Linked DNA regions of Homo sapiens: region 1 is linked to region 2. Evidence: read pairs that join two places in POLR2A ChIA-PET (ENCODE). Cell type or tissue: HepG2. All regions are shown on one strand. Region 1 overlaps FNDC3B (fibronectin type III domain containing 3B). Region 2 overlaps FNDC3B (fibronectin type III domain containing 3B).

Region 1 (5,000 bases), 130 kb after region 2:
GTGTAGACAGCATTTCCTGCCTACTGCAAGGAAATAATGGGATTGTCATTATTAACATGGCCCAAGGCATGCACTGAGGTGGGGCACTGAAGAAACTGACCTTTAATTTTCATCAGTTAGACTGCACTGACTGCCTCATTTAAAAAAAAAAAAAAAAAGGTAGATGTTATTTTTCTCCAGCATTAAAGTCTAACACTAGCTCATTCACTCTCATAGAGCAAGACAGGCTTCGATCCCTATTATCCTTTCCATTCAACTGTGTTTATGTCTAGAAAAAAACCTGCCAGTAAAAGTTTTGTTCTTCCCCCCAACCCCTTTTACTTTTTTGGAGCTAGTCTTCCAATTTACAAGAAGTTGGTGAGGTTTAGGTACCTCTAAAGCAGAGAAACTCTTCTATTGATTGACATCTCTGCCAAACATTCCATGTCATTTCAAAGAAAAGTGCATCCAAACAACAATGAACGGCAAAGGTGGCTAGGATCTCTAGAAATACTTCATGTACTTAACCTGCAACGCACTGTTCCCCCACAGTGGTGTCTTTACACCATGACAGAGATGAAGGATGCTGTCTGCAGTGGTGACCCAGAGATGAAAGGCAGAGCTTGGGAGCCCAACAGCTGCATCCACTAATGTCAAGACCTGATCGCTCTTAAAAAACAGAACAACATCCACAAAAAGAGAGAAGGAATGGGAGGGAGTGACTCCCCTTTATTACAACATTTCTTTGATCTTAGACTTAAGAAAGGAAGCAGAGCTGTCATATATCTATTAAAAAGGGACAACCTCTCTTTAAAGGGGCAGAAAGGAAGAAAAATATTGGTAGAAGTAGCACTTGCAGTAACTAAGTACTGCTTGGCATTCAGATGTGCTTTCCCCCACAGGTGCTTTTGATATATATTATTTCATTTTAGGCCCACACTACCTCACTAAGATAAACAGCTCGAGTATGACATTAAGGATGAGCTGGAAAGCTGTCACATGAACAGAGACACTCAAGGAGCCAAAGGCAAGGTCAAGACAAAACTGATGGCTAATATTCACATACGCTTTTAAAGTAACTGGGAATGTTTTTAAATAATTATCCCATTAAGAAATACATCCAACAATTAAATCTGTCTGTAGTCACAGAGTAAAGCAATAAAATAATAAAACAGCAGCAGCTACCACTTCCTAATCACTAGTTCAAAACACTACGTTGAGCCAAATAGTCATAACAAGACACAGAGATTGAGCATAAAACACTGAGAGTGCTAAGACACTGAGAGACTGGGCAATTAAACCAGTTAGAGATGTGCACAGCACAGTTCCAAACTCAGATGTTTCCAGAGCACCAAAATATTAACTCCAAGTTAAGTGAGTAGTTTCCCATGTCCCCTCCAAATATGAAAACTGTACATTGTAACCGGCTATTATCTATAGACAAGGGCTCAAGAATACCCAAGAAGCATAGTGTCCTTAAAAATGTTTCCTTTTCATCTAACACAACTTGCCATTAAACTTTCTAGAAAATCATTCTATGCTTTCTCATGAAAAATGTTATGAAAGATTATTTCTTGGCTAAAACTGAAACTTACTGAAGATATACAAATACACCAATCTGTGTTAAAAATACATTTTTTAAAAAAAAAAAGTCCTTCATTAGTCTGCCAAGCAGGACGTCTGACATCAGGCTAGAATCCTCCCTCTATTGGACTCACCGATGACTCAGTGGAAACTAGGATTTGGAAAACCTGCCATCCCACATGAAACATACTAGGAACAGGCCGGGCGCAGTGGCTCACGCCTGTAATCCCAGCACTTTGGGAGGCCGAGGCGGGCGGATCACGAGGTCAGGAGACTGAGACCATCCTGGCTAACATGGTGAAACCCCGTCTCTACTAAAAAATACAAAAAATTAGCCGGGCGTGGTGGCGGGCGCCTATAGTCCCAGCTACTCAGGAGGCTGAGGCAGGAGAATGGAGTGAACCCTGGAGGCAGAGCTTGCAGTGAGCCGAGATCGCACCACTGCACTCCAGCCTGGGCGACAGAACAAGACTCCGTCTAAAAAAAAAAAAGAAAGAAACATACTAGGAACAAACTCACTCACCTTCATCAGTGCTACATCCTTCCCTAGCCATCGCCTGTTCTCCCCTACTCACTCCCACTGCCCCTGCTCCTCACGAAAGCAAGGAAGACAAACATGCAACTAGAACGTTAATGGCAAACACTTCAGACCCAAAATCACACTAAATGAAGCTAAAATAATCTATTAGAGACATTTATTTGAATCCTCTGTTCTCTTTTTTGTCAACTAGTATGCCCTCATAGGTTTGAATGAACTCCTGAGAACACTGAACTAATTTAAGAGAACTGCAAAGTGAAACATAAACAGGAAGTGACACTGTTTCCCTGTTTAAATTGAATATAATAAGCAAATGGTAAAAGCTAAAAAGCTATGTTTTCTAATTATTGAGATTGCCACGGGTGTCAATAAGATGTAATTAAAGATACAGGACAATAATCACATAGCAAGAAAATAGGTCCAAAATCAAATAAAACTGGAAATAATTATGTTTTTTCATTAGTGAAGAAATTGTATAGTACATTAAGATATGTATTGCTAAACAAAGCCGGAAATAAAATATAAACCTTAAAAATTGTTATCCATTTCTTCTCCTCCCACTTCACTTTAAAAGAAGGAGGATTTTTTAAAGATGAACTTCCGAAGAGACTCCAAATTACTGACTTTATAGTAATTTATTTAAAAATGAGTATAAATACAAAGCAAATTTTGGTGATGGTGGTGAAAGTGTGAGGTTAGAGAGAAGAGAGTCCAAGCAATTTTAAAGAAATATAAGGAAATAAAACACTCAGATCCTAAAATTACAATCTATTCCTCCTTTGATAGATGCTTAAAACTGTTCTCTTTACCTCTTGAGGTATAATATTGATATTTAAGAAACTATGTACTCTTAAGAAGTAGTTGAGTGCTATGGTAATCTGCATCATGAGGACCTACCACAGCAAGTCCTGAAAGCTGGAAGGAGGCAAAGGCTTCCCCAGCCTCCAACTATAGAGAGAGGGGTCAGGTGGGCAGCCAGCATTAAGTACCACTTCTCTGGAGGTGCTGCACCCCCTACCCCCCTGTTCAGGGGCATTTTTAGCACTTACAGCCTCCCTCCTGAGACAGGAGAGAAAGGAGAAGGTGGTTCTAACAGTCCTCACCATTCTGTGGAAACAATCTCCAGAGAAGCACATAGCTCCTTCTAGACCACGAGGAATATTCCTGTGAAGAAGCCAGAAACGGTTTTTAGGCAATACAGCCTTGGGGGCTGCATCTTCACTTAGTGTCTTTGTCTACACCCCTCCACAAACACAAGGAAAGAAAGCAAGTCAGGCCGCTCTTCAGAGCCTTGTCCTTAACTCACCTTCAGTGAACTCACTTTCTAAAGATGGAGTCGAGCCCTACATGATTTCTAACAAAGGACGCATTTAGGGTTGCCAGCTACCCAGGTTTAGCCTGGGCCGTCTGGGAAAGCACAAGGTTCCTCTGAATCCTGAGGTCACCTTTAATTAACTGCAGGAGCTGCTTTCTGAGTTCTCAGAGATAGACACCCTCTAGTCCTTTGCTCATCCCATCCCTGTGGCTGCCTTGGGTACAACCTACACCACCTAAAAGTATTAACCTTAAAAGGAGAAAAACAGTTAGTATTAGGAATAGGAGGATTTGCTTTTCCAGGTGCAAATTATAGGTACAGCATCTTACTCTTATTAACTGAAATGAAAGGCACTGCGGATGAACAGAACTGTTTTACCAGTGAGTAAAAGGACTCCCTTTCATAGAGTGTTTAAAGTGTCCGAATAAGGTAAAGCTTCACTACCATTTCTTAACCAACTGTCTCAAATTTTTCCCATTCACTCCATTGTGCTTCTTATACATTACTTTCTATGAAGTACACTTTTATCCTCTGGTTTCTTTCATTCTAAGCTTAAGTTGCTACTACAGAGAACAATCTAGGAAAATCTCCCTCTTGGAAAATGTCCAGAATATTGTTTCAAAAGAAGATTTTTTTTTTTTTTTTTTTTGAGACGGAGTTTCGCCCTGTCACCTAGGCTGGAGTGCAGGGCAATGGCGCAGTCTCGGCTCACTACAACCTCCGCCTCCCAGGTTCAAATGATTCTCCTGCCTCAGCCTCCTGAGTAGCTGGGATTACAGGTGCCCGCCACCACGCCTGGCTAATTTTTGTATTTTTAGTAGAGATGGGGTTTCACCATGTTGGTCAGGTGTGTCTCAAACTCCTGACCTCAGGTGATCTGCCTGCCTTGGCCTCCCAAAGTGCTGGGATTACAGGCGTGAGCCACTGTGCCCAGCCTAGATTTTAGTTTTCTAGACAATAGACAGGTTGAGCACATGGAAGGCATTCAGCTAATATTTAGCCTTAGTATTCAGCCACCTGGGAACACAGACACTGTACCAAGTCTAGAGATACAAATAAGATAATTAACTTGAACTATCGAGAAGCAGTGTGATACAGTTAAAAAAAAGTTTTAAAATCACTCTAAGTGACTTAGGAAAGTTTTTTAATGTTTTTGAGTATGCCTTCTCATCTTTGATTCACTCAATAAACACTTATGGGGGCACTCAATATGTACCAGCTTCTGCGGTGGACACTAGAAACACCTACAGAAAAACAGAATATCTTCCAGAATTACTTTTTAAGGAAAGTGTGTTTGTATATAGATAAATGGATGTATACACACAGACACACACAGAATATACATATGGATGGAATACATATTTACATGAAAATGCCTGGCAAGTAGTGAGTGCTGGAAAATTGTTGGCCACTATTACTGTATTTTACATCTGCCTTGTGGTCAGAGGGTTTGGAAGTACAGTGCACAAAAGTGTCCTCATTTCTAAATAAAACTGCCAATAGCTGGCTATCATTTTACTCCAAGGAATATGATGATTAAAACCTTCAATTTTGCCCTATCTCCTAACTGGAGTCCTTTAATCT
Region 2 (5,000 bases):
GACTCATCTTTTAGCTTGCTGTATCTTGCTTTGACTTGCCAAATAGACAACACAATCAGCTTTCCGTAATTTCTCTGCTGCTAGTGTGGCAAAAAGGTGAAGTTTCAGAGCTGAAAGCTTCGTGCCTACACTCAGAGTTCCTTTTACTCCCTTTTCTAAACTAATAAAACACTTCATCTCCATTTCTCATTCACACACCTCAAGTTCATTACATCCTGGTACCAAATTAAACAAATCCTATGATAAGAGAGCTGAAAATTTACTCATGTATCACTGCACTTTTACTTCTGTCGACACGAAAAACATGGAGGATACATTCAAAGTAGAGAAACTTCTTAAGATTCTATGTTGGAATTCCCTGCGTTTAACAGGTTCTTGCAGTCTGGACTTGACTGCAGCAGAGAAGCACTGCTGGATTGAGTATTACACCCAATACAAATCACATCTTGCCCACTCACCTAGCAAATGCCTCCAGCAAAAGTGTATCTACCACAACACCACTGCCCTGTCAGAGCGGACAACCAAAATAGACACATAACCTGTAAGGTCCTGATCATCAGTTCTTACACATCAGGAAGACCCCAGGAAACTCCCAGCTCCAGGAAGTTCTGTTGGTGTCTAGCATACCACATTCACAAGGCTGGCCACTTACGACTCAACCTTCAGCCCTGGCTCTCCAGCTGCTAATGTGAGAAGACCCCGGACAGCCACCAGCCTGACTCATGCTTCCTCCTGACCTCCGTGTTCTCTATCCTTCCTGTGACCACGCCAGCTCCTAGAATTGTTCTCCTCCACTGAGCCCAGCCTTCACTTGCTGCTTCTCATCCTGCTGACAAAGGATTTCTCCCAACTTACCTTGCTGATTCTGGTAGGACAATAGGAAGTCACCCCCACAAGTGCAAAAACAACTCAATGCTGATGTCCTGGGCATAGCAGTCACTGCTGTTGACAAGGTAACACATACTAAAAGCCTATTACTCAGTGCAGCATCCCAAGATGCTTGGTAATGCAACAGGCCTGCTTTGCATCATTCTCAGGCCAAAGTAAGGAAAAAGCAATAACGTACATCCTTCATTTGTCAAGCAGTCTGGGAAACACTGAGACTACATAATGAAATCCACTCAGTGAGTGAGCAGCAGTCTGTGCTCCCACTGAAAATCTTTTTTTTTTTTTTTTTTTTTTTTGAGATGGAGTCTTGCTCTGTCACCAGGCTGGAGTGCAGTGGCGTGATCTCGGCTCACTGCAACCTCTGCTTCCTGGGTTCAAGCAATTCTCCAGCCTCAGCCTCCCAAGTAGCTGGCACTACAGGTGTGTGCCACCACACCTAGCTAATTTTTGTATTTTTAGTAGAGATGGGGTTTCACCATGTTGGTCAGGCAGGTCTCAATCTTGTGACCTCGTGATATGCCCACCTAGGCTTCCCAAAGTGCCGGGATTACAGGCATGAGCCACCACGCCTGGCTTCCCACTGAAAATCTTAATTACTTCCCTCCTCCTTAGTTTAAGGGAAATCAGGAGAGAAAGGCTGTCTTTGAAGAAGACGGGCCAACATTCTACTTGACCACAAGACAGTAAATTCTAAAGGTGTTTTTTTTTGTTTTTTTTTTTTTTTTTTTGGAGACAGAGTCTCACTCTGGCACCCAGCTCTGGAGTACAGTGGTGTAATCATAGCTCACTGCACCCTTGACTTCCCAGGTTCCAGTGATCCTCCCACCTCAGCCTCCTGAGTAGCTGGGACCACACGCCACCACACCCAGCCAATTTTTGTATTTTTGGTAGAGACAGGGTTTCATCGTGGTATCCAGGCTGGTCTCGAACTGCTGGGCTCAAGAGATCCATCCACCTGCCTCGGCCTCCCAAAGTACAGGGATTACAGGCATGAGCCACCACACCAGGCTGTCATCTTAGAATATATCTACTTAGAATGCCTATATCATTTCCAATATTATTTCCAGGGCTTATTCTAATAGAGGTTCAAAATCAGTTAGAGATTATTAAGAAAGCCAGCTTCTCTCAAGTCTAAGAAGTAAATATCACCTTTATATATAATGTCTCCCCCCATTATATTTTTTTGCCCCAACCTAAACAATAGCCTCCAAATGATACCAATTTTTCCCGCTTCTGAGGAGACTGAAACAGGATCTACAAGATCACACCCACCTCTAAGATACTAAGAATCTGAAAGTAATGCCAGCTTTAGAACTGGTTCCACAAATCCAGGCATATTTTATAACCATTCTATGGGCTCTTTCCTATATGGGCATCTTTCTTCTCAAAACTGTTCCAATGACTGTCTGCCCATTTCTGTACTGGCACAACTAGAGTTCCACACTCCGGATCAAACCCGCTAGCTAACTTTGACCTCTCCCACATCCCTCATATCTAATCAGTTGCCAAAATCTGTCTGCTCTGCCTCCTTAGATACATTCTCTTCTCTCCATTCCCACAACTAACACAGGACTTTGTATAAAAGAAGGATGCAAGTATTTGTTTCATGAGTGAATAAACTAGATGATCACAATTTATCCTGAGAAGTTTCATTTATAAACACACACACAGCATGACCCCTGCCTTGAGGGAACCATGGGTTCTATCTAAAGACCACAGTGCATACTTAGAGGAGAATCATTCATGTTCTCAAACAGTAGTGAGCCTGGGGATCACTTAGGGGCTTATTAAAATGCAGAGCCCAGAGCCTTACTTCCAGAGACTCCCCCTCAACAGGTCTGCAAGGGGCCCAGGATTCTGCATTTTTACTAAGCACTCAGGAGATCCACAGTCCACATCTGACAGATTCCAGCTGGAAGGACAGCAGAAGCATGGCTCGACCCAAGGGAAAACACTGTGCACACCCACTTCTCTGGTGTATTTCAGAAAATACACTTGCTTTGCCAGTGACCCCACTAAGTCCAAGGTACATGTGCAATCAAAATACGCAAACATGAAGAGAAGAAGAGAAATGTTTGTATGAGTCATTAGGTCAGAGTGAGGCTTGGTCAGGGTCACAGAAAATTATGATTGACAACTGTGAAATGTAAAAACCCCAAAGAGGTCATTCAGCCACACCCCTCATCAGAGAGATGAAGAAACGAAACTAAGGCCCAGTAAAATTACCTGTTTACACTCTTTTTTTTTTTTTTTTTTTTTTTTTTTGGAGACAGGGCCTCACTCTGTTGCCTGGGCTGGAGTGCAGTGATGTCATCTGGGCTCAAATGATCCTCCTACCTCAGCATCCCAAGTAGCTCAGTCTACAGGCAGTCGCCACCATGCCCAGCTAACTTTTTGTATTTTTTGTAGAGACGGAGTCTTGCCATGTTGCCCAGGCTAACATCAAACTCCTGGGCTCAAGTGGTCCTCCCACCTTAACTTATCGAAGTATTGGAATTACAGCCGGGAGCCACCATGCTCAGCTTCAACTTTTACAGTTGGGGTGGAGGTCGGAGGTGGTGGGGGAGGGGATACAGTGGGGGAGGGAGGAAGTTTGTGTGTGTTGTAGACAGTGAAGTTGTGGCTCAAAGCCCAGGTGTCCCAGCTCATACCATATATCCTGAACATACAAAATTAATGTTTTGCTTTTAATATGAATGTTTTATTCACCTTAATTTCTACATTCTACATTTACCTTGAGCATAATAGTTATAAACAGGCCCGGCCAGGCACGGCAGCTCAAACCTGTAATCTCAGCACTTTGGGAGGCCAAGGCGGGCAGATCACCTGAGGTCAGGAGTTCGAGACCAGCCTGGCCAACATGGTGAAAACCCGTCTCTACTAAAAATACAAACATTAGCCAGGCATGGTGGCGCGTGCCTGTAATCCCAGCTATTCGGGAGGCTGAGGCAGGAGAATCGCTTGAACCTGGGAGGCGGACTTTGCAGTGGGCTAAGATTGCACCACCGCACTCCAGCCTGGGCAATAAAGCAAGACTCTGTCCCTAAATAAATGAACAAATAAATAAATAAATAAGATAAAGGGGCCCTATGGCCTACTAACCTCTATGGAATAGCAAAAGAGAGTAAACCTTTTCAAAACCATAATTTAAAGACAAACCAATTTTCTAGTCAATATGGTATTCATATTTAATCACAAGGCAGAAATATGAAAATCAAAAATACTAGAGCTTACCCCCTGGGTATGTGGAGGCGCTGAAGGGGGTAGTGTGGAAGAAAAAGACCCTGAAGCTCTCAGAATGTGGCACAGGCTTTTTACCCATAAACTATATTATCCTTCTTTCAATTTTCCCTATCTATGAAATTCTATTATAACTTGCACTTTTATCACCTTTACCATCACTCCCTCCACATATATTTGGTCTCAAGACATAATAAAATCTCAAGAATGTGGGGTCCCAGGGATGCCCCGGCTGAGTGTCCACATGTGTCCAGCTCTTTCGCTTTTCCCTCCTCCCATCTTTTCCTGCTACCCCCATAGCTACAGCCCTAAACCAATGCCAAGCTTTAAAGTCCCTTCACTTACCAGTCTGAGTGTCTTACAATATGGAAAGAAAAAGCATAAGTATTGATTTGAAAAGTCTTGTGAAAAGTTTACAGGCAATGTTAAGTAAAACATGTGATCTTCTCTTCTCACTCTTGCTTGACAAAGTCAATATATGAGCTCTCGGTGACAGCAACCAGCTTGCTACAAATGTCTCCTAGGCCTTAAATTTACATAGTAGTGTATCATGCCTAATGGGTTTGCTGGGGTTTGGGCTAATGTCCACAGGTCAGCATCCTTTAGCCCACAGCTGGAGTGACACTTTAGCCTCTGCCTGCCTCTCCTCCCTTAACCTCTATTCCCTGATGACTGTGGCCATCAGCACTAGGCAATTCAGAGTGCATGGAGGCTGAGAGCTTGGGCTTCAGACCCAGACAGGCCAGTGTTCAATTTCTGCTCCTTCCACAACCAGTTGTATGGTCCTAAGAAAGTTCCTTTCTAAATGTGGTACACAGACACCATGGAATACTATGCAGCCACAAAAAGAAATGAGATCACGTCCTCTGCAG

What was found. ChIA-PET counts read pairs that join two places held together with the same protein. Peaks named below come from ENCODE experiments on the same cell type or tissue, not always from the same donor. Only the 100,000 strongest peaks of a DNase experiment are listed, where the experiment ranks them.
Region 1: POLR2A ChIA-PET joins it to region 2 with 5 read pairs; 8 of 35 experiments call an interaction of 5 or more read pairs at or near these places.

Annotation. Positions count from the first base shown.
Region 1 is chr3:172,052,842-172,057,841 of GRCh38, reverse strand. All of the region lies in intron 1 of FNDC3B (fibronectin type III domain containing 3B), which reads right to left. Among named protein-coding and RNA genes, the nearest start is that of FNDC3B, 16 kb to the right of the region's middle. RefSeq lists an enhancer at 2,305-2,434. In HepG2, no CTCF peak of the experiment used is centred here; no DNase peak of the experiment used is centred here; H3K4me3 peaks cover 577 bases.
Region 2 is chr3:172,178,012-172,183,011 of GRCh38, reverse strand. The region is part of intron 3 of FNDC3B (fibronectin type III domain containing 3B); the gene reads right to left. It overlaps LOC124906304 (a long non-coding RNA gene), which reads right to left. Exons shown (of 2, transcript XR_007096169.1): 2 at 1,995-5,000. Among named protein-coding and RNA genes, the nearest start is that of FNDC3B, 140 kb to the right of the region's middle. RefSeq lists enhancers at 599-893, 2,859-3,153, 3,082-3,241. In HepG2, no CTCF peak of the experiment used is centred here; a DNase peak (open chromatin) is centred at 2,971.